Regions from separate parts of the Homo sapiens genome. Here all the other regions are linked to region 1. The links are chromatin loops, found by intact Hi-C in ENCODE. Cell type or tissue: gastrocnemius medialis. All regions are shown on one strand. Links, peaks and the distances in the headings refer to the core of each region. The heading gives the core; the rest is flanking DNA. Region 1 overlaps ZZEF1 (zinc finger ZZ-type and EF-hand domain containing 1). Region 2 overlaps ZZEF1 (zinc finger ZZ-type and EF-hand domain containing 1). Region 3 overlaps NCBP3 (nuclear cap binding subunit 3).

Evidence for each region. Peaks named below come from ENCODE experiments on the same cell type or tissue, not always from the same donor. Only the 100,000 strongest peaks of a DNase experiment are listed, where the experiment ranks them.
Region 2: a loop joins it to region 1, with 2.4 times the contacts of the local background. A loop is called at or near these places in 3 of 110 quality-filtered maps.
Region 3: a loop joins it to region 1, with 2.1 times the contacts of the local background. A loop is called at or near these places in 11 of 110 quality-filtered maps.

The regions. Positions count from the first base shown.
Region 1 is chr17:4,071,546-4,078,902 of GRCh38, reverse strand. It overlaps ZZEF1 (zinc finger ZZ-type and EF-hand domain containing 1), which reads left to right. Exons shown (of 55, transcript NM_015113.4): 19 at 861-1,020; 20 at 1,914-2,035; 21 at 2,144-2,266; 22 at 3,474-3,640; 23 at 3,725-3,806; 24 at 4,552-4,753; 25 at 6,147-6,295. Among named protein-coding and RNA genes, the nearest start is that of ZZEF1, 68 kb to the left of the region's middle. In gastrocnemius medialis, for the core only: a CTCF peak has its summit at 3,868 (motif pointing right); DNase peaks (open chromatin) are centred at 4,292 and 4,632; H3K27ac peaks cover 3,325 bases.
Region 2 is chr17:4,001,457-4,008,813 of GRCh38, reverse strand. It overlaps ZZEF1 (zinc finger ZZ-type and EF-hand domain containing 1), which reads left to right. Exons shown (of 55, transcript NM_015113.4): 55 at 1,844-4,369. The coding sequence ends at 1,924. Among named protein-coding and RNA genes, the nearest start is that of LINC01975, 28 kb to the right of the region's middle. RefSeq lists an enhancer at 752-1,719 and silencers at 3,886-3,965, 4,066-4,145. In gastrocnemius medialis, for the core only: CTCF peaks have their summits at 3,804 and 4,006 (motif pointing right); no DNase peak of the experiment used is centred there.
Region 3 is chr17:3,831,619-3,838,975 of GRCh38, reverse strand. The region is part of intron 3 of NCBP3 (nuclear cap binding subunit 3); the gene reads left to right. Among named protein-coding and RNA genes, the nearest start is that of NCBP3, 11 kb to the left of the region's middle. RefSeq lists a silencer at 6,585-6,764. In gastrocnemius medialis, for the core only: no CTCF peak of the experiment used is centred there; DNase peaks (open chromatin) are centred at 2,479 and 3,285; H3K27ac peaks cover 1,382 bases.

The DNA.
Region 1 (7,357 bases), core at 1,531-5,530:
CAATCAGGAAAAAAAATTAAAGGTGATCAGAAATGTACCTGGTCTGAAATTTTTCTCAGGAATCTATCAAATTCAACAAATATCCACTGAATGCCTGCTGTGTGTTAGGCCCTGTGCTAGGAACAGGGGATACAGTGATTTTAAAAAAGCACAGTCTTGAGGAGCAAATATGTCATCAGGTAGTTGCAACAATGTGGCAAGTGTCTCTTTTAAGGACTAGACATTCCCAGTATCTTTGAGTCCATTTCCCTCCATCCACATGCCTTTTCATGGCTCACTCTCTTCCTGCCTTGCCAGGCGTAACCATCATCCCGAAGCTTGTGTTCACCATTTCCTTGTTCTTCTTTCTACTTACTCCTACCCAGCACATCTGTATTGCCTGGGTTGTACCTGTAATGGAATCATATAGTGTACAATCTTCCGTATCTGGAGGTCAGATAACCCTTCAAAGAAACTTTTGAGAACAAAGGTGATGGTTAGAGAGCCATGGAGGCATGAATAATGATTTTTTTAAGGTGGGAGAGGTTTGATTAAAGGCTTGAGGGAAGGAGCCAGAGAAAGGACATTTTAAGATGTAAGAGAAAGAAGAGATACCCAGGGGGGTAAGGTTCCTGAGGTGGTAGAAGGAGATGTCATGTGGAATAAAAAACCTTTGTAAAGGTTCCAAAAAGCTGGAGGGAAAGGGGAGTTTTCGTAATACCATCTTTCTTGGTGACTGCTGGGTTGAAAGCTGTTTCATGACTTTTCCGTGGCTATAGTTTGTTTTTGCTGGTGACAGCTGCTGCTTTAGAGGATGCCCTTGGCTATGCTCTGTGAATGGCCTTGTCACGAACACTTTCTGTTTGTCTCCTCCCTTGTAGTGCGAGCTGTTAATGCTCAGTGGGGCCCCAGGGGAGGTGGGCTCTGTGCTCTTCTCCCTGTTCTGGTCCGTCCAAGGCAGCCTGCTATCCTGGTGCTACCTGCAGCTGAAGAGCACGGACTCTGGAGCCAAAGATCTTGCCGTGGACCTTATTGAAAAATGTGAGTTTCAATATAAAATCCATGAAAACAGATGGCGTTTGGGTTTTGACTCTGAGTGTTCTCTTCTTTAGTAACTCATGCAATGAGTGTGCATATGGCTTTCTTCATTACGATTCAGATTCTTGGACTGGTTTGGTCTAATTAAAATAGAATTCAACAGCATGTCTTTTTGTCTAGAGTTTACTCTCTGAGTGTGGTGGTATGCCTAAGTATTTTTATTGTAGAATTAGATCATTTCACAGCCTAAATATTGCTTTTGCAATCATATAGCACTCTTACGTGATGTCTCGCTCTTCAGGAGAGTCTATCCCTGTTTTAATCAAGTCATCTAAAAATGAAAGTCTTGAATTTTAGAAATCTAAGGTGTATGAGCATTGTGACCATTGCTGATTACCGAGAATAATTAGATTCATGTTCTGTAAACTCACAGAAAATTATATGAAACCCAACGGGTGCTGACAAATTATACGTGGAAAATGTAGTTCCATCAAACTTGGTCCCAGCAGCTGTGACGAAAACACTTATATTGGGTCCTGCCACCTAGAGCTTGGCCTGTTAGATTGGTACACCTAATGCACGGGCTCATTGTAAACAGAAGGAAAAGGAGAGGCTGACAGCTGGGTTAGTCAGGCATGGAATTTCACTTCTACAAGTGCTCCTCTACTTCATCAAAAGACAAAAAAAAATCCCTTTAAAAGTGAGTCTTGTACTGAAATTCGCACTGCTTCTTCCTCCAGGAGGAATGCATTAGGACGGCACTTGCTGGCCTTGTGGTCTTCGCTGTGGAACCCCCTCTGCAGCTTCTGGAGTCTCTTTATTCTTGTCTGTGGTGATAACCAAGCATGTGACATTTCTACTATATAATATATTAATTATTTTCTTTGTTTCGGTAGATGTGGGCCAGTTTCTGGCAAGCATGAGAGCGATTTTGGAATCCCTTTTCTCACAGTACAGTGGAAAAACCATAGTAGAAAGATTATGTAACTCAGTGTTTTCAATGGCAGCTCGTCAACTGGTAAGAAAAACTAGCAGCTATTTGTAAAGAACCGGAAGGGGGTTGGGGGTCTGCATCCCCAGGCCCAGCCTAAGGTGGACGCTGAGTGCTTCATCCATCTTCCATTAGGTTATCTTCCTGCTGGACTTCTGCACTTTAGACATCCCACACTGCGTGCTCTTGAGAGAGTTCAGCGTCCTCACAGAACTCCTGAAGAAGCTCTGTAGTGGCCCCGAAGGAGGACTGAGGAAGGTAACTCGAGTCAGCACTTGAGCCGCCCCGTGTTCTCTCTCAGGAGTGATGGGACACACTTAGTGAAGTGGACCACGGACTGCAGATAGGCACAGCTGAGCAGCCTCTAGAAGGCTCCCTTGATTTTATCAGTGGGCTTGCCAACAAGGGTGAATGTCAGTCCAAGTCGATGTGGCCTGGTCAGCATTAGAAAGGAGACGCAGAGGCCGGGCGCAGTGGCTCACGCTTGTAATCCCAGCACTTTGGGAGGCCGAGGCGGGCGGATCACGAGGTCAGGAGATCGAGACCATCCTGGCTAACACGGTGAAACCCCGTCTCTACTAAAAATACAAAAAAAATTAGCCGGGCGTGATGGTGGGCGCCTGTAGTCCCAGCTACTCGGGAGGCTGAGGCAGGAGAATGGCGTGAACCCGGGAGGCGGAGCTTGCAGTGAGCCGAGATTGCGCCACTGCACTCCCGCCTGGGCCACAGAGCGAGACTCCGTCTCAAAAAAAAAAAAGAAAGGAGACGCAGAAAAAGCTGTAGAGATGAATCTCATCATTTTATAGTTGATGAAGTTATATAAAAACCATGTAAGTGAGTGACAAAATTGAAGTCTAGAAGAGAAAATGTATGTTGAAAGGCAAATTACATTTTGTCTTTAGAAGAAATTTCTCCCTTACTTAATTATACATACATAACGTTTAATCACTGTCTTGTGTGAGCTTCTTCTTGTGTGTCTTTTGTGTGCCACAGAGCACAACTCTGTGGCAGTAGAAAAGGCATTTATATTTAACAGGTAAAAAACCAAAGGCCCCCCCCCAACCCCCCGCTCAAAAGAAAAGGGTAGGAGAGGAAGGGAGAGTAGATCCAGATTTGCCAGTGTCCCAGGTAGGAATGTGAGGTCTTTAAACTCCTCATTCAGTACTTTTTCCACTGGGAATTCACACTGGTAATGATTTGTAAGTAGTTCTGTCATAGCGAAAAGGTACAAGCTGGTCATGGAGTTTTTGTGTGTAATAAAAGCACATCTCCTCGGCTGCGTGGTGGACGTGTGTTGATCTGTGTGAAGATGGGAATGTCAGGTTTGTCTTCGAGCCTGCCTGCTGGTTTGTGCAGGGCTGTCAAGGCCATCTGCCTGGAGCACTGATAGAGAAACAGTCTGCTGCATGTGGCTAGGTGTCTAGTGATAGAACCTTTCTTTCCCCTGGCTCATTTGTTATCATAGCTGGATGTTGAGACCTGGCAACAGGAACAGCCTGTGGTGTTACATACGTGGACGAAGGAATCTGCCCACAACTATGAAAATAATTGCCATGAGGTATCCGTCTTTGTTAGCCCAGGGGCAACCTATTTTGAAGTGGAATTCGATGACAGGTGTGAAACTGAAAAAAGGTAAGACTTCTATATTCTTTCACCCCCAAGCGCTAATAGGTCAGCAATGAGAGAAGGAAGCTAATAGAGGTTATGCCTTCACAGGTATGATTATCTGGAATTTACCGACGCTAGAGGTCGGAAAACACGCTATGACACAAAAGTTGGCACTGATAAATGGCCCAAGGTGAGTGATAGTCCCAGAAAGAGGTACCTACTTCTGCACCAATGCTTTTCCTTTTGTCAGCCTTCAGGGGGCAGTAGAGGTAAGGTCTTTGAAGGGAGGCATTTATGTTACACGTTTGTGAAAGGAAGGATTTATATCAGAGTTTGACCAGCTATAGTCTGTCACCTGTTTTGTAAACAAATTTTTTTGGAACACAGCCATGCCTGTTTATCATTTATAGCTGCTTTGGCACTGCAGTGGCAGAGTTGAGTAGTTGCAGCAGACAGCGTTGTCTAGAGTAAATGAAGAGCCTTCATCCTTAGCAAGAAGTGCTGGTGGGTCTAGGAGGATGGCCCAGACCATGTGATGGAAGCCAAGAGTCTGCCTCACAGTTAGAGCTGCTTGAGCTCTTGGGCTGGAGGTTTAGTACTGCCTCAGACTGTTGACCTTCTCTCCATGGTCAGTGGTCTTGGCAGGAGCAGAGGCATGGAAATGTGACCACTGGCTGAGTCGGTAGTGGACAGATGGTCACCCCAGGTGTAGAAAGCTGAGCAGCAGTATTCTGCCAACTCTCCTTCTTCATGGGGTGTGGCTGTGAATGGTCTGTTTCCGTCACCCCTTTGTACATTTCTCCGTTAGTCATTTTGGACATGTGGAAATAGAGATCAATTTTAAACTGAGATGTTTCTCGTCATGAAGAGCATGCTGATTTCTGAAGCACTCCTCCTCTAATCTGTCTGACCACATGATTTCTGTTTGTCTCTAGAAAGTGACCTTCAAGGCCGGTCCTCGGTTGCAGTTCCTCTTTCACTCTGACAGCAGTCACAACGAATGGGGCTACAAATTCACTGTCACTGCCTGTGGGCTGCCCGATGTTGCCGTGTCTTGGGGGCTGGATTTACAGCTCCTCGTCTCCCGGCTGATGGGACGCCTGGCTTCCCAGTGCATGGCGCTCAAGTCTGTGCGCCGTAAGTGCACATCCCTGTGCTTTCCCTTCTTACAACCACGGTGAAGTGCAAGATGCGCGCTTGCCCTCTTGTAGGTCGTTTCCACGTAATGGCAGGGGGTTAATAATACGCCTTTTCAGTTTCCTTTAAACCGAAAGAATAAAGTGTCCACTCAATACCATTGTCACGAAGCTTTTTGCCTTAGACTTTGGAACATAGCAGGAAGGCTGCCATGGGTTCTCTGTCTATGGAGGATAACAGCTTTTTTTTTTGGCAACATTGTCATTTTTTTGCAAGTAGGTGTAGGTATAGTCCAACCAAAAGGCAGGAGTATAGAATAAGTTGATTGCATATCCTTTAAATATGTGAATATTTATGTAAATATATGTAGATATGTGACTATGGATTTTGTTTTAAAGTGATTCATTCAGGGCTGAGCAAGGTGGCTCATGCTGGTAATCCCAGCACTTTAGGAGGCCAAGGTGGGAGGATTTCTTGATCCCAGGAGTTTGAAACCAGCCTGGGCAGCATAGTGAGATCCCTATCTTTACCAAAAAAAATGTAAAAATTAGCCAGGTGTGGTGGCATATGCCTTTTGTCTCAGCTACTTGGGAGGCTGAGGCAGGAGGATCACTTGAGCCCAGGAGTTAGAGGCTGCATGCAGTGAGCTGTGATCATACTGCTGCACTCCAGTCTGGGTAACAGAGAGAGACTCTTGTCTCTTAAAACAAAAGGAAAAAGATGTGTTCAGTATAATTGTTTATTTAATTCTTCCAGGGAACAAGAATTACAGAATAAAACTTTCTACTGTATTTTATTTCTTGATCATTTCTTGAGTTTTTCCAGTTTTAGAAGTAAAATATAGAAAAATTACATAGTGGAAAAAAACAAAGGAAAATAGAATCATCCTTAATCCTAACACTCAGAAGTAACTGATTTTTTTAATATTTCTCCAAGAAAGAAAGAAATAGCTATTAGCATTTTTATTTCCACCTATTCTTTTCTCTTTGCCTATTCTAAACACATCTATGCTGGATATTTATTATTTGCTACAGAATTAAGTTTACAAATTGTGAATGTTTTTCCATAATTAAATGTTCCTGAATGGCCTCGTGTTATATGCCAGAAATGGTTCATATCCTATTTTCAGCTTACTATAAACAGATTAGTCATTTCCAAGGTACCTTGTAACTGAAGTTGTTCCACAGAGCAGCAGTATTTCAGGACTTGGTGGTTTAGCTTAATCTGTGGTATGTGTTTACAAAGTATCACAATTACATTCTGGTATGTGGGTAAACTTTCTCTAAGTTTTAATAGTATCCATGGTTTTTTTTAACCTTTTCTTTCTCATTTCAAAGATTCTCAATATATTAAGGCAAAAATAGAACTGTCATATGTCTTCTTCTCTTTCTAGAGTTAGGAAGTAACATGGTAGTACCTCAGGCAAAAATGGCATTAGTCCTAAGCTCCCCACTGTGGAAACCTGTCTTCAGGCATCAGGTTTGTCCAGAGTTGGAATTAGAAGCAAGCTGGCCCACTCACCCACACCGGAATAGTAAGGAGGTATTTACTCTTCCGTTTTCTTTCTATTTAGACTGGAAACTGCCTGCAAGTATTTATTACTTTAAGTTATAAACACTTGTGTTTCTATCTTACTACCCGTATTAAGCAGTTAGCTCCTTGAGGCCAGAAACTATACCTTGTTAACTTGTTAACGCCACCGTGTCCCACAGGGGCCAGTGCGCAATAGGTGTTCAGAAATACTGAATGCGTGACTTGGGTGAAATGTAGGAGGTGCTCAGTAAATCTCTGTTGATGGAGTTATCAGGCAAACAATTGAGTGTACTTCTAGTGCCTACTGAGTCAAGCTTTAGAGCAATGATTTGTGCTATACCTTTTGTTCTCCTTAGAATTACAGCACATGATTTAGGTGTATAAGATTTTAAAAACTAAAAAGTTTGCCCTGTCTTTATTTTTCACCTCTCCTTCCCTCTATTTCTGTATTCTACTTTTCTTCCTTCCCCTCCCTGCCCTGCCCCACGTTATTCAGTAGTTAATTGCCAAATCCAGTGGCTCTTCCTCAGCTTCTGTTCTCCTTGCCTCTGTTAAATTTGGCTCCTTCAGACCCTCTCTTCTTTGGATCCATGCTAGTCCGCTGTCTTCTCTTACATCTGACTGCCCACTTGCCTCCTTCATTGACTTTTCATATTCCTCCTTCCCTAAAGGGTAGGCTTTATTCAGGCTTTCTTCCCTTCCCCACAGCCCACCAAGACTTCATCCTCTCCACTTTCTTCTCCTGTCAAACATTGTGGCCCTAATTCCTAATATCAGTCTCCAGGTCTGGTTTTCTCCCCGCTCCAAGTACCTGTTTCCATCTTCCTGTGAGGCATTTCCATTTAAATGTCCTGACTCCCCTTAACTCAGAAGTGTAAAACCAAAGACCGGTCACTTCTGTGGTGGTCAGTGTTCCCCAGGCCTGAAGCCACTGCTCCCTAGCATCCCCTGTCCTCACCTGTCTCCCCATTCCTGTCCAGTCAGCTTGCAGGTCCTGTGGATTCTTCCTCATGATGTTCATCTCTGTCCTTTCCTCTGTCTGCATCTTTATCCGGGCCCTCATTTGCACCT
Region 2 (7,357 bases), core at 1,532-5,531, 70 kb after region 1:
AGAAGGTCTGTACATTGCGTCTGAGTAGGACAGAATCCACCCGGAGCTTACACAGAGCTTGTTCCAGTTCAGTCACTTCCTCCTGGTGCTCAGAGAGCATGCACGAGCCCCATTTATCAGAGTCATTCACTCTAAACTGTGGGGTCAGAAGAATTTGTGTCTTTAAAACCAAAACAACCGATGCCTTAAATTTAGTTTGGCTGATTCTTGAAGTTTCCGTGGAGTTAGATTTCACATATTTTTAGATGTGAGTTGCTTCTCTGGTAGCGGAACTCCTCTTCTGACAGCTGTTTGGTCTCAGGACGCTTCACACTTTTCACTGACTGAGGAGCTCAGAAAGCTTTTGGATATGTCTATTATGCATATATCCATATGTGCCATTAGAAACGAGATTTTCAATTTAAAAATTAAGCAAAAGTGTAAACCTTTATCAATTTATTTTTTTAAAGTAGTGAACCCATTTCATGTTAACATGAATAACACGTCTTGTGAAAAACGACTCTAACTTTTCAAAACAAAGTAATTACTGAGTGCTCTGGGACAAATAGGTGACCAAAAAAGAAAAAAGGAATGCCTGCAGAGGGTGGCGCTGTTGTGTTCCATCCTTGCAGACCCCTCTCATGTCTGGCCTCGTAGAAGACAGCTGGATTCTCATGTTCTCATGTCTGCTTCTGCAGTCAGTCAGATCACACGTCAGGCTCTGGAACACTCCACCATATACTCAGGAGAAGGAAAGTCAAAAATGAACCTTGCAGACCCCAAAAGGGTCTCGGGAGTCGCCTGGCCCCAGAGTACATTTTGAGAACCTTGGACTCCTTGAATATCATCGCGTGTGTGGCCCAACACCCCCACCCCCCCGGAGGACAGCTAGGGACACTGAGGCTCACAGGGTTACCCGTGGGTGGACACCCAGCCGGGACACCCAGCCAAGAGCCCTGCCTGAGCGCGGCGCTCTGTCCCTTGGAAGTAGTCTCCGAACACACCGCCCTTTTGCAGGAAAAGGGTCTTCTTTCCTGTTGTAGGCTTTGACGTGTACGCTCGGAAGTGGAAATGCCCCCAGCCCATACCGAAGAGTTTGTGTGAATTCACCCGAGACCTGTAGGCAGAGTAGAAACTCCCTTACCCCCAACAGCTACCTACCAGCATTGCCGCCGCCACCCCAGGTTTCATCACATCATGTAACGAAATTTTGATATTTGCCCGTCCTGGCCCCAAAGCTCAGCATGGCGGCTTGCCTGTGGGCGGGTCCCTCTTGCTGCCCCTGTCCAGTCTCCATTTCCTCCTTACCCTCTTCTGACCCCCCCCACAGCCTGTTGAGTGTACTGCACCAGTGTCCTGACGTTTCTCCCTGACACGTCTCCCTGCCAACCCCCTCTTCCTCCCTCTGCCACCTCCACCCTCTTGCTGCCCAGACCCTGAAGGCCTGACGGGCCTGGCCTCGCCTCCAGGGCATCTCAGTGCCCTCCTGGCCCTGTTTTCTCTACTCCCTCTGGTCCCCAGCACTGGCTGTTCGTTTCCTGTGAGTGCCTTGCCCTTCCCCACCTGCATCTTTGCACTGTTTTCCCCAGAGAGTTTTCCCAGACCTCTGCAGACAGCCTTCTGAGCCTCCGCCCTGGGACTGCCCCTCTGGGCAGTGATGATTCCTACCTACATTTGGAGCTTTCATGTGCTCTTAATAGCATTTTTTTTCTCTCTCCACTCTGCAGGCCTGTGGGGGAGGGGAACACATCTGGTTCCCCTCCTCCGTCCCCACATCCTCAGTGCTCAGCTGAGGGTCTTATCAGCACTCACTGAATGAGGGAGTGGCTCCCGACATTGGCGACAACTCTTTTTCCCTCTACAGGCTCTGCAGAACATTGCTGCCATCAGCCTGGCCATCAACTACCCAAACAAGGCCACCCGCCTCTGGAATGTGGAGTGTTAGCCCTTGGTGGGGCGTGCATGGGACTAGTTCATCTGCCACAGGGATTTTAGAGCAGACATCTAACCTCATTCAGGAAAACTCCTGTAGCGCCAGTGCCCAGCTCTCCTTGAGCTGACCACTCCAGTTAGGATGCCAAGCAGCCACGTCTCCAAGAGCTCCCGTGCGTAGGCTGGACACAAGCACAGGCTGTAGCATGGTGAAAATAAGCCAAGCAGTGCAGAATGCCTCAGAAAGGGTGGGCAGGGGGCCCTTAAGAAGGTTCAGAGACCAGCCTTCTCCAGAGGCTGTCACTGCAGGAGCCGTGGGCCTGGGAAGACTTGGAAGCGGCCTCTCTCAACTGGTTTCTGTCTCCGTGGAGCTGGAACTGCCTGCACTTGCCTTCAGAGGGAGGCACAGTCCACCCAGATCCACCTTTCCAGCAAGACCCCCAGTGGCTGCCCAGCCTGGGAGCACCTCTTTGCTTTTCACACCAAACCAAAACTGGCGAGAGCCCCTCCTAGCCACCAGTGATCCCCAAGCATCCAGTACAGAACCAGGCATCGAGCTAGCTCCCTGCACGGCCGCACCCTCCCAGAGAACTCCTTGAGGAGAACAAGTGCCCTTGGGGACAGCCGGCAGGCGCCCCTGTACGTCTGCTCATGCACCAGGCAGCACAGCCGCAGTTCCTCAGTTGTTGTTTTGACATATTTCAGTTTCCACCTCACGTTTTTAGAGCAGAACCACACTGTCTCCCTGGAGGGGCTCGAGGGCATGACCGGGGACTGACCATTCTGTGAAAGGAGCAGAATGTGAGGAGCACGCGTGAGCTTATGTACCGTGAAGATGATCAGAGGATATCTTATTTTAAGAGTAAAAACCCACATAATTTTATTTCTGCTTGATAGTCATGGTAGTCTGTCATACCCACCTCTGGGACTCTGCGTGGCTGTTTGGCTGTCACTTGTAGCAATAACGACATTAGTTCTAGTCAGTGCTGTTTTACATTTTTCTTTTGATGGGTTTAGTCTTGCCCTGGAGTGCCGATGATGATTCTCCCTCCAGAGCCACGCTTGGGAACATGAAGCAAGTCTGGCGTGTGGGCTGCGTGCCGGCCTTAGTGGGACCCGTGGGGTTGGAGCATGCCTTTAGGGGCAGTGTCTGGGCCGAAGCACGTCCCACCACACAGTGCCAGAGCCAGAGAAGGGGCCCCACCACCAAGGCCAAGCTTGACCAGGTCAGCATTGCCATGGCCCAGTGTGCCCCGTGGCCTCTGAAGATCCCTCTGTGCAGGGTCTGCAGGGATCTGGATTGCAAGGGCCCAAGTCTGCAGGTCTGGAAGCATCTTCCTATAAGAGCACTTTCGCCTTCTGGGTCAGGACTCCAAGGTGCAGCGGGCTTCACAGCCCTACAATTGGGTTCTCAGCTAAGCCCCAGAGTTCTGGTAGAACCATCCCGGGGCGGGTGGAGGGTGGGATTTAAGGGAGACGGGAACACATGGGGCAGGTCCTGGAACTTGGTGGCCTGAGGACTGAGGCCATTGCCCTGGTGGAAAGGCCTGGCCTGGTTCCTGTGGCTTGGGACCTGAATAGGCAGGTGCTGCTGGCTCCGTAGAAACCCTTTTCCCATCTTTTGCTCTTTGCCAAACCTACCTTGCTTTGGGAGCTGCCTGCACCACCCCAGAGAAGGCCCCACCTTCTTCATCCCTCAGACCCGAGGAGGCCTCCCAGTAAGGAGTTTCCCAAGAGGGGACTCACAGGAAACAAGTCTTAGTGCTTGGGAGGGAGGCCCCGCTGCGTGCTCAGACTCACAGCCAACCTGGAAGGTAGACGAGATAGCGCCACCCACGCCCCTCCACACCCCAGACTCCGAGTAAAGCGGGCGGTAGGGCCGGAGTCACCTCCCCTATGGCAGTGGCCGCCGCTGTACTCCATCCTCCCGTCAGGAAGATCAGCTGTAAATAAACGCTGGGCTCCCCAGAGCACCTGTCCGCCCACTGCCCTTGCTGTTCTGGGATCTTCGCTGCAGTTCACGGGAAACAAGCCTGAGTCCGCTCGCACCCGCGGCTGCTCTCCCGGCTCGGCCCGGCCGCCTCTGTCTCCGGCCACCGGGTGGCGCTGCCGAGCCAGAGCCGCCGCGTCCCGGCGCTTTCCAGGAGCCCCAGGCCCGGAGGAGGCGAAGCCCGCAGAGCAAAGGTGGAAACACGTGCCTACGCTGTAAAGAAATCCTGTTCCAGAGCATACCTGTTGTACAAACAGACACTGTTCCTAACGAGAGGAGTGACGTATTTTCATCACCGTTTTTAATTTGTTTTCTTACGGGTTTACGATTTTGAATTTTTCTTATTTGGTTGAAAGAATTTTGATTCTATCAGCCTGAGTGAGTTCAGCCTGTAAAAAGGATGTTAAGCTGTGGGTAAAATATGCAAACGAAAAGAAATATATTGTACAAATTCTATATAATAAGGTACGCCTGTGTGTGGACTGGTCTCTCCCTCCTCCCTCCGCCCCGCCGTGTCTCGTGGAGCTCAGGCGTGGAGTTTACACCGCGCCCGAACGGATGCGAGGCGGAGACTCGGGGGCTCAGGGCTGAAAGAATGGAAAGCTGCTGTAGGCCTTCCTCCAGATCATCCTCCTCCCAAGCCCGAGCCAAGCCCCCGCCCCTCCCCCGGCGATCCCAGGGCTTTGGTTCTCCCCCCACCCCCCTGCGGCCATCCGGAGGTTTCCACACACAGGGCGCCGTGGGGGCCTCTGCTCTTCGGCCAGGCTCCCCTGGCCCCACCGCCCGCCGTGGACCTCTCTGGTAGCCCGCAGGACACTGCGGAACCCGGAGGAGGAAGGCAGGGCCCCAGGCAGTGCGCCTGCTGCCTTCCTGGGACTGGCTGCCTTCCCGCCGGCCTTTGGACCCTGCCTCTGGCCCAAGTGTGGCCTGAGGTTTACCTGGGCCTCCCGCTTCCTCCTCCTCCCCGCCTCTGCTTTGCCACGCGCTGCTCTGTCTCCTTCCCAGAGGCATTCTGGGGCTGAGGACTGTCTGGCAAATTACAGAAGCGTGCCTTCTTGGCAGGGGCTGCACTTAACCAACCTTTGAGGCCCATTTGTTCCAGCCCGACAGAGTCTGACACATCCCCCAAAGCCCCAGACTGCTTTCGGGGGAGCCCCAGGCAGGGTCTGGACCCAGCCTCAGCCCTCACTATCCCTCAGCCCAGAGAGAAACCTGAGACTCAGCAGGACTGGGTGCTCCCAGGCCTGTGCCGCTCCCGAGGCGATCTCTAGGACCTGGTGCAAATGTTGATGCCCTCCCCGCCTCACCTTGTCCGGAGCACACTGGGGCTTCACTCTGAAAAGCAGGCGCGTCCATCTGAGCCCTGCCCGGCTAGTGTGACTAAGCCAGCACCAGCGGACTAAGAAGAAGGCCACAGAGAGCCAAGCAAGTTGAGCCCAAGCTTTTAGAACTGAAGAGAAACACAGGGTTCCACCAGCTGAGCCTCATTTATCGAGAGGCAGAAGCGGTGGGAAGTCAGCCTCGAACCACGCGGGAGGCGGGTGGAGAGCCCCGGCCCCCAGCCACGGCTGCAGCACAGAGGCGCTCAGCGCGCGCTCACCCGCTCAATACATGCCCTCCACAGACCTAGCGCCGGGGCTTCATGCGGAACCACCAGTGAGCAGCCCAGGCACTCAGACGGAAGCCAAGTCAAAACACGGCCCTGGCCAGGTGTGGTGGCTCACGCCTGTAATCCCAACACTTAGGGAGGTCGAGGTGGGTGGATCACCTGAGGTCGGGAGTTCGAGACCAGCCTGACCAACATGGAGAAACCCCGTCTCTCCTAAAAATACAAACTTGGCCAGGCCTGGTGGCGCATGCCTGTAATCCCAGCAACTCAGGGGGCTGAGGCAGGAGAATCGCTTGAACCTGGGAGGCAGAGGTTGCGGTGAGCTGAGATGGCACCATTGCACTCCAGCCTGGGCAACGAGAGCAAAACTCTGTCTCAAAAAATAAAAATAAATAAAACACGGCCCTGTCGCTTCCCTAGCTGCCATCTCCTACCCCTCCCCTCCTTCCCTGCTGACAAAATCCAATTTTTTGCAGGTGGTGACTCTACACAGTTTAATCTCAAGAAAGGTAGGACTTTCTACTAGCTCATGAGGAAAGTCATGATTAAGTCCTCCCTGCTCCCTCCCCCTGCCCACCCCAAGTAAGCTCGCTTCTGTGTCCCAGCCCTTCTTGCAGTGAGGCCGTCAGAGGTGTCTGAACCAGAGCAACTCCATTTTGAATAGGGGCTGGGTAAAATAAGGTTGAGACCTACTGGCTGCATTTCCAGACGGTTAGACATTCTGAGTCACAGGACGAGATAGGAGGTCGGCACAAGATACACGTCATAGAGGCCCTGCTGATGAAACAGGTTGCAGTAAAGAAGCTGGCCAAAACACCAAAACCCAGATGGCCACAAGAGTGACCTCTGGTTGTCCTCATTGCTACACTCCTACCAGCGCTGTGACAGTTTACAAATGGCATGTCAATGTCAGGAAGTAACCCTATATGGTCTAAAAAGGGGAAGCATGAATAACACACCTCTATTTAGCATATAATCAAGAAATAGGCCAGGCACGGTGGCTCATGCCTATAACTCCAGCACTTTGGGAGGCTGAGGCAGATGGATCACGAGGTCAGGAGTTTGAGACCAGCCTGGCCAACATGGTGAAACCCTGTCTCTACTAAAAATACAAAAATTAGCCAGGCATGGTGGTGCGTGCCTGTAATCTCAGCTACTCGGGAGGCTGAGGCAGCAGAATCACTTGAACCCAGGAGGCGGAGGTTGCAGCGAGCCAAGATCACGCTACTGCACTCCAGCCTGGGCAACAGAGTGAGACTGTCTCAAATAAATAAAAAGAAGTAACCATAAAAATGGGCACCTCGAGGCTGCTCTGCCTTTGGAGTAGCCATTCTTTATTTCTTTCCGAATAAACTTGTTTTCACTTTACTCTGTGGACTCACCTCAAATTCTTTCTTGCATGAGATTCAAGAACCCTCTCTGGGGTCTGGATTGGGACCCCTTTCTGGTAACAAGGCGGCTCTATGGCTGCATTCTCCAGAGGCTCTGGGGAAGGAGCCCTGCTCCTACGCACTCCCTTTGTGCCGAGACGAGATGTCAGCTGGAGGCTGACAAGCCAACACTCTGGGGCGGTGGGAGCAGAAAGCCAGGAGTCTGACAGTCTGACTCCTTCATTCCATTGTTTGAGCCCTAGAACTACCCATCTCCAGGAGGTGGCAAGGTGTCCTCTCACCTCAGCGGAAAGTATTTCTGACCCAACTTTATGCAACAATTTGGCTCCAGTAGGTTGAAATAATGTCACAGCTCTCTTCTCATGACATTAAATATGGACAGTATATGGAAAGGAAATGTAAAAATTCCAGAAATAAAAAGGCCTCCAACAGTGTCCAGTCAAGCCACAGATGGCA
Region 3 (7,357 bases), core at 1,049-5,048, 240 kb after region 1:
ATGTTAAAGGCCTGTGCTGTATTGTATGAGCTTCTCTAGCCTTGTTTGGTTGATAAAAGCAAAAGCTCTGTAAATATATTGAATGAATGAAAGAATAGCTGCTATTTGTTGTGAACTTGCTTTTTTACTAGACTCGTTAAGCACATTATATATTTCTTTCTTTTTTGTTGCTCACAACAACTGTATGAGGAATTTATTTTTATCCCTATTTTATAAAGAGGAAGCAGGCTCAAAGAAGTTTAATAAATTGCCCAGGGTCATGTAGCTAGTAAAGGTGGAGTCAGGATTCACACCCAGTTTCTTTGACTCTAGAGCCTTGCCCTTAACTCCTTTGCTCTGTTGCTGTGTAATGTAGGATGTGGTGCTATCGACTGATATTGCGTCCCTCCTCAGTCAGTCCTAATGGGCCCAGCAGTGTGGATGCAGAGCTGAACTCTGGAAGCTGCTTCACTCTTTATCCTGCATGACCAGTTCAAGTCAGAAACACGCCCTTGCTTCCCTCATGGGCGGGGTTTCTGTTTGAGGAGAAGTCCTGTGAAGGCCAGGTGTGGCTTGACCTTCATGTGCCTGCACAGCCGGGCGCAAGCATACCTGTGAGTCTCTCTCACAACTCTACCGCGAGGGCGTCATAGCTTTATCACACCTGTCGACCTCTGGTCCCGAGAGCATTCCTTGAGGCGGCTTGCCTCTGATACGGCTCATGCCTTTCATTCTGTGCATTTGCCCTTCCTTGTCCCATGCTTTATCTCTGGTCAGGTGTCACTTCCCCCGTGGAGCATCTCTGCTCACCCACTTGAAGTGTTTTCTCACATCTGTTGGAGCTCTTTAGGGCGCAAAAGCCTCGTAGAATCTAGTCTCAGTTCCTTTGTGACTGAGGACAAGTTCTTGAGCCTTGTTAGTTTCAGTCTCCTTGTCTGTAAAATGGAAATATGATACTTACCTTAATAGGATCACTTTTGGGGTTAACTTTTAATTTAAAAAAATTTTTTTTTTTAACGTACAACTCCAGTCTCACGGTTCTAAAGATATTCCTAAAAAAGGCAGTAAGGTCGGCCGTGGGATGTCAGCTGGGGAAGCTTGCTTATTTCAGTCGATTCTTTGTCCAGGAGGCAGCATGGCCTAGGATAGTGTTCCTGAGCCCTGGGGAACCCTGCTGCCCATCTCAGACCACTTTATATTAGTTGGAGTTGGATAGGTCCCAGGGATAGTTACTGGTTTTCTTTTCTTTTTTTTTTTTTTTTTGAGACAGAGGCTTGCTCTGTCACCCAGGCTGGAGTGCAGTGGCGCAATCTCGGCTCACTGCAACCTCCACTTCCTGGGTTCAAGCGATTCTCCTGCCCCAGCCTCCCGAGTAGCTGGGACTACAGGTGCATGCCACCACACCCAGCTAATTTTTTGTATTTTTTAGTAGAGACAGGGTTTCAAGCTCCTGACCTCCTGACCTCGTGATCCACCCACCTTGGCCACTGCCCAGCATTTTTTTTTTCCTCTCTTTCTGTAGCCCAGGCTGGAGTGCAGTGGCGCGATCTCGGCTCACTGCAACCTCTGCCGCCCGGGTTCAAGCGATTCTCCTGCTTCAGCCTCCTGAGTAGCTAGGATTACAGGCACCTGCCACCGTGCCCAGCTAATTTTTGTAGTTTTAGTAGAGATGGGGTTTCACCATCTTGGCCAGGCTGGTCTTGAACTCCTGACCTTGTGATCCACCCGCCTCGGCCTCCCAAAGTGCTGGGATTACAGGTGTGAGCCACTGCGCCCGGCTGATAGTTATTCTTTTTATATCTTCTCAGGTAATTTTTATTTATTTATTTTTATTTTTTATTTTTTTTTTGAGAAGGAGTCTTGCTCTGTCACCCAGGCTGGAGTGCAGTGGCACGATCTCAGCTGACTGCAACCTCTGCCTCCCAGATTCAAGTGATTCCCCTGCCTCAGCCTCCCGAGTAGCTGGGACTACAGACGCACACCACCATGCCCAACTAATTTTTTGTATTTAATAGAGACGAGTTTTCACCATGTTGACCAGGGTGGTCTCGATCTCCTGACCTTGTGATCCACCCGCCTCGGCCTCCCAAAGCGCTGGCGTTGTAGGTGTGAGCCATTGCGCCAGGCCATCTTTTCAGGTACTTTTAATGTGCAGACAGGATTGAGGACCATTGGTTTCATGGTTATGAGCATGAGCTCTGAAGCCTAGTTACCTGGATTCAAATCTTAATCTGTTACTTTCTAGCTCTATGGCCTCGGGCAAGTTATTTAGCCTCTAAAAATCTCAGTTTCCTTATCTGGAAAGGCAGATGACAGGAATTCTTTTTTTTTTTTTTTTTTTTGAGAGACGGAGTCTCACTCTGTTGCCTAGGCTGGAGTGCAGTGGCGCAATCTTGGCTCACTATAACCTCCGCCTCCTGGGTTCAAATGATTCTCCTGCCTCAGCTTCCTGAGTAGCTGGGATTACAGGCACCTGCCACCACGGCCAGCCAATTTTTATATTTTTAGTAGAGACGGGGTTTCACCATGTTAGCCAGGCTGGTCTTGAACTCCTGACCTTGTGATCCACCCGCCTCAGCCTCCCAAAGTGCTGGGATTACAGGCGTGAGCCACTGCGCCCGGCCAATGACAGGAATTCTTATAGGGCTGCTGGGAGACTCTAACAAAATGTTACAGTCCATAGAGTGGCGCTTGGCACATGGCAGGTGCCCAGTTAATGTGGCTTATTATCATCATCTGGTATTCTCCATCTTCCCAGCCGTCATTTAAGTGACCTAGCTTCTTGGGCAAGTGAGGAAATTGGAATAACCATGTTGACTCCTGCATCCACACTAGGCGTCAAGTTCAAGTTATTTGTTATTAATACCAACAACAATAATAAAAGATAACGTGTGTTAAGTGCTTACTATGTGCCAGTCGCTCTGCTGTGTCATTAACTGATCCTTTCAACAGCCCTGTGAGGAGAAGGTGTTGATTATTTCCGTTTCACTGGGGAGAAAATGAAGGTGCTGAGGGGTTGGGAAACTTGCTCATAGTCCCACAGCTATGTAAGTAGCAAGGCTGAGGTTCAAAGACTGATCTGACTGAAACGTGTGTTCCTAACTGCTCTGCCAGCATTCAGACAGTTTGGGCTGTGGCACACTGGACTGTCCTGCATCAAGAGTGACTCGCTACATTTGAACGATTCAGTGTCAAAAAGGTTCAGTCTCTTTATGCCCAAGATTCAAACTCTCATGGTTGGAAGAGACCTCAGAGGTCATCTAGGTTAACCTTGTGCCCAACCCTGCAGGCCTTTTGGCAAACTTCCTACTGGTCTTTTGGCGGCTGCCTGAATGTTTCTTAAGTGACAGTGTGAGAACTATTTATGAGACAGGCAACTTTATTTTTGGGTACTTACTTGTGTTGAGCATTGCCTTCTAGTAATTTCTGTCCGTCAGTTACTGTGTGACTGTGAAGTCCTTTCATACAGTAGCCCTTCGGGTGCTGGAAGCACAGGCTTGCTGCCCATTCGCTCAACTTTGCTTCATGTGTCGCAACTTTCTGGTCTCCCTTCTCTAAACGCTTTGCCGTTTCTGAATGTTCTTTCTGAGGTGAGATATGGGTTCCAGTTATGGTTGGATTCACAGAGAGAACGGCAGGACTGTTCCTCACCGTTGTCTCTGTCTCAGCCATTTCAGTGTTGCACTCATCCTATATGCAGCCAAAGCACTTAGGTCTTTTCCCCAGGAATTGTGCCCATCAGAACAGTCTTTCTCATCATGTACTTGAGGCACTTTTTTAAAAAAATTACTTTTAAATGTAGTCCTATTAAATTACATCTTGTTGATTTCAAACCTCTGCTTTCAGTCTGCTGAGTGCATTTTCATCGTAACTCTACCTTTCAGCTCCTAGCTCTACTCCTCAGCTTCTTGCTCTCCATTGTGTACACGTGGCTTCTGTTTCTTCATCCAGTGGTTGGTGAAGGGTGGGCAGTGTCTTCCAGTATCATAAGTCTTATTCTATTACCATAAGGCCCACAGTTCCTTTTACTGTCATGAGGAACTGGATTACGTGGCTTAATGAACTTGAAATAGAGCACCGTCTATGTATTCTCTGAATTTCTTGATCTGGTAATCCTATCAAAAAAGAAATGAGGTTAGTGTGGCTTTCTTCTTTTTTTTTTTTGTTTCATCCACAGTCTTGGAGCTTGCTTCTTATGGAACTGTTGTCATTTCCTGTGGGAAAGATTTGGTTATTTATTTATTTATTTTTTAGAGATGGGGTCTCACTGTGTTGCCCAGGGTGGTCTTGAACTTCTGGATTCAAGTGATCCTCCCGCCTTAGCTTCCCAAAGTACTGGGATTACAGGCATGAGCCACAACGCCTGGCTAATTTTGTATTTTTAGTAGAGATGAGGTTTCTCCATGTTGGTCAGGCTGGTCTTGAACTCCCAACCTCAGGTGATCTGCCCGCCTCGGCCTTCCAAAGTGTTGGGATTACAGGCGTGAGCCACCGCGCCTAGCCTGCTGTCAGCATTTTTGATGAGCCTGTTCACTCTGGACTCTAATCTTTTCTTCATTAGCTCTTTTACAAACAGTTCATGCTCACCAAAGAAAATTTGTAACATAGAACAGGAAGAAAAGTTGCCCACGGTCTACCATCCAAACCCCGTCATTGTCAACAGTCTGTGTGTTTCCTTCTAATCTCTTATGGCAGTGAACTTTTGTTTTTCTCCTTTGCAGTCACACTGCTTTTTTCCATTCCCTGGACAGTCTATGGTCAGCATTTCCATGTTACTGTGTAGACTGGCATTAGTCGTTCAGATTTGTGCCATTCTCATTGTAATCCGTCTCTCTCCTACATGTGTGCCTTGGTCAGTTGTGCTCACCTAAAATTCGCTACCTTCTCTTTTCTAGGGAACCCCAGGAAATCCTTATTAGTGACCGGCAGTGCAATAGTGAACAGAGGCCTAAATGCGGATAAGGTTTATTGAGTCCAAGGGCCTTCTCGGTTCTTGGAATTAAAAGCCATGACTTTGGAACAGAAACAGCCTAAGGGAAGTAAAGAGATGGTTTCCTAGAATGCAGCAGAAAGCAAGGAGAGTCCTGAGTGATAGTAGAGGGAACAGACTGAGGATTAGGGAGAAAACATTAGGGAGACTTATTGATCTGACAAAAAATTTAATTTTAAATGAGACTAGCATAGAAAACAAAGACCAAAAAATGACAAAAATAATTATCAAGAGCATCATAACATTGTTCTAACATTACAACATTAAAAAAACCTACATACAGGTGAAGAAATACCTTAAAAGCAAACAGGAAAGAGTGTAAGGAACAAAATTTCTGGCCTCAGATGTCTTTTTTTTTAAAAAAAATAGAGAAGGTCTCACTGTGTCACCCAGGCTGGTCTCAAACTCTTGGGCTCAAGCAATCCTCTCATCTCGGCCTCCCAAGGTGCTGGGATTATGGGCATGAGCCACTGCACCCAGCCTCACATGTCTATTTTAATTTAGGGAAAGTCGTACACATCAAAACTTGGGCAATGGATAATCCTGTTCAAAAGAAGCAGGTAAAGATACAAAGAACAAAAAAAGAGAGAGATGCAGGCGCTGGGTGCAGTGGTGCACACCTGTAATCCAACACTTTGGGAGACCAAGACAGATCACTTGAGGTCAGGAATTCAAGACCAGCCTGGGCAACATGGTAAAACCCCATCTCTGCAAAAAATAAAAAAATTAGCTGAGCATGGTGGTTTTTTCTTTTGAAACAAAGTCTTACTCTGTTGCCCAGGCTGGAGTGCAGTTGTGTGATCATGGCTCATTGCAGCCTCAACCTCCTGGGCTCAGGCGATCATACCACCTCAGCCTCCTGAGTACCTGGGACTATAGCTGTACACCACCACACTCAGCTAATTTTTAAAATTTTTTGTAGAGATGGGGTCTCCCTGTGTTACCCAGGCTGGCCTCTCGAACTCCTGGACTCAAGCAGTCCTCCCACCTCAGCCTCCCAAAGTGCTGGGATTACACGCATGAGCCACCATGCCCACCTGGATTCATAAATCTTCATGGTGTCTTTATCTTTTTAAATCTGGGATGTCAGGAAAGCACTCAACTGAATTAGTCTGGCCACACTTACATGGGCTCATGTTAAACCCATCTCTTAACTCTTTGAGATTTAAAATTATTATGTGTTTAAAATTATTAAATGCATTTTTTTGTTTGTAAATTTTTTTTGTTTTAAATGGAAGTAATAGCATATATCTGCAGAAGAAGGATGGGCTAAAAAATTTTTAAATTTTGTTAATAGCATGTAAAAACATGCTTGGTAGTAATAGACATTAAATCCTTTTTTTATTTTTATTTTTTATTTTATTTTATTTTTTTTTGAGATGGCCTCTCGCTCTGTCACCCAGGCTGGAGTGCAGTCGTGCGATCTCGGCTCACTGCAACCTCCGCCTCCCGGGTTCAAGTGATTCTCCTGCCTCAGCCTCCCGAGTAGCTGGGACTACAGGTGCCTGCCACCACACCTGGCTAATTGTTTTGTATTTTTAGTAGAGACGGGGTTTCACCGTGTTGGCCAGGATGGTCTCGATCTGACCTTGTGATCTGCCCGCCCCGGCCTCCCAAAGTGCTGGGATTACAGGCGTGAGCCACCGCGCCTGCCCATTAAATTCTTTTTTACATTATTATTTTATTTATTTTAATTTTTGTGGGTACATAGTAGGTGGGTATATTTATGGGGTACATGAGATGTTTTGATACAGGCATGTGACATGAAATAAGCGCATCATGGAGAATGGGGTATCCATCCTCTTTTTTTTTTTTTTTTTTTTGCGACGGAGTCTTGCCCTGTCGCCCAGTCTGGAGTGCAATGGCACAATCTCGGCTTACTGCAACCTCTGCCTCCCAGGTTCGAGTGATTATCCTGCCTCAGCCTCCCAAGTAGCTGGGATTACAGGCACATGCCACCACACATGGCTAATTTTTGTATTTTTAGTAGAGACAGGGTTTCATCATGTTGTCCAGGCTGATCTCGAACTCCTGACATCAAGTGATCCACCCGCCTTGGCCTCCCAAAGTGCTGGGATTACAGGTGTAAGCCACTGTGCCCAGCCCCCTCAAGCTTTTATTGAGTTACAAACAATCCAATTACACTCTTTATGTTATTTTAAAATTTACAATTAAATTATTATTGACTGTAGTCACCCTACTGTGCTGTTAAACAGTAGATCTTGTTCTTTCTATTTTCTTATGGACCCATGAACCACCCCCTTGACAGAATTGCTTCAGAGAAGGAAGGGAAAGAAGGGATGTGGAGAGGTACTGTGGGCCCCAGTTTCATATGTAATGTTTTGTGTGCCTGAGATCTTATAACGAATTAAGCATAAAGCTAGGTAG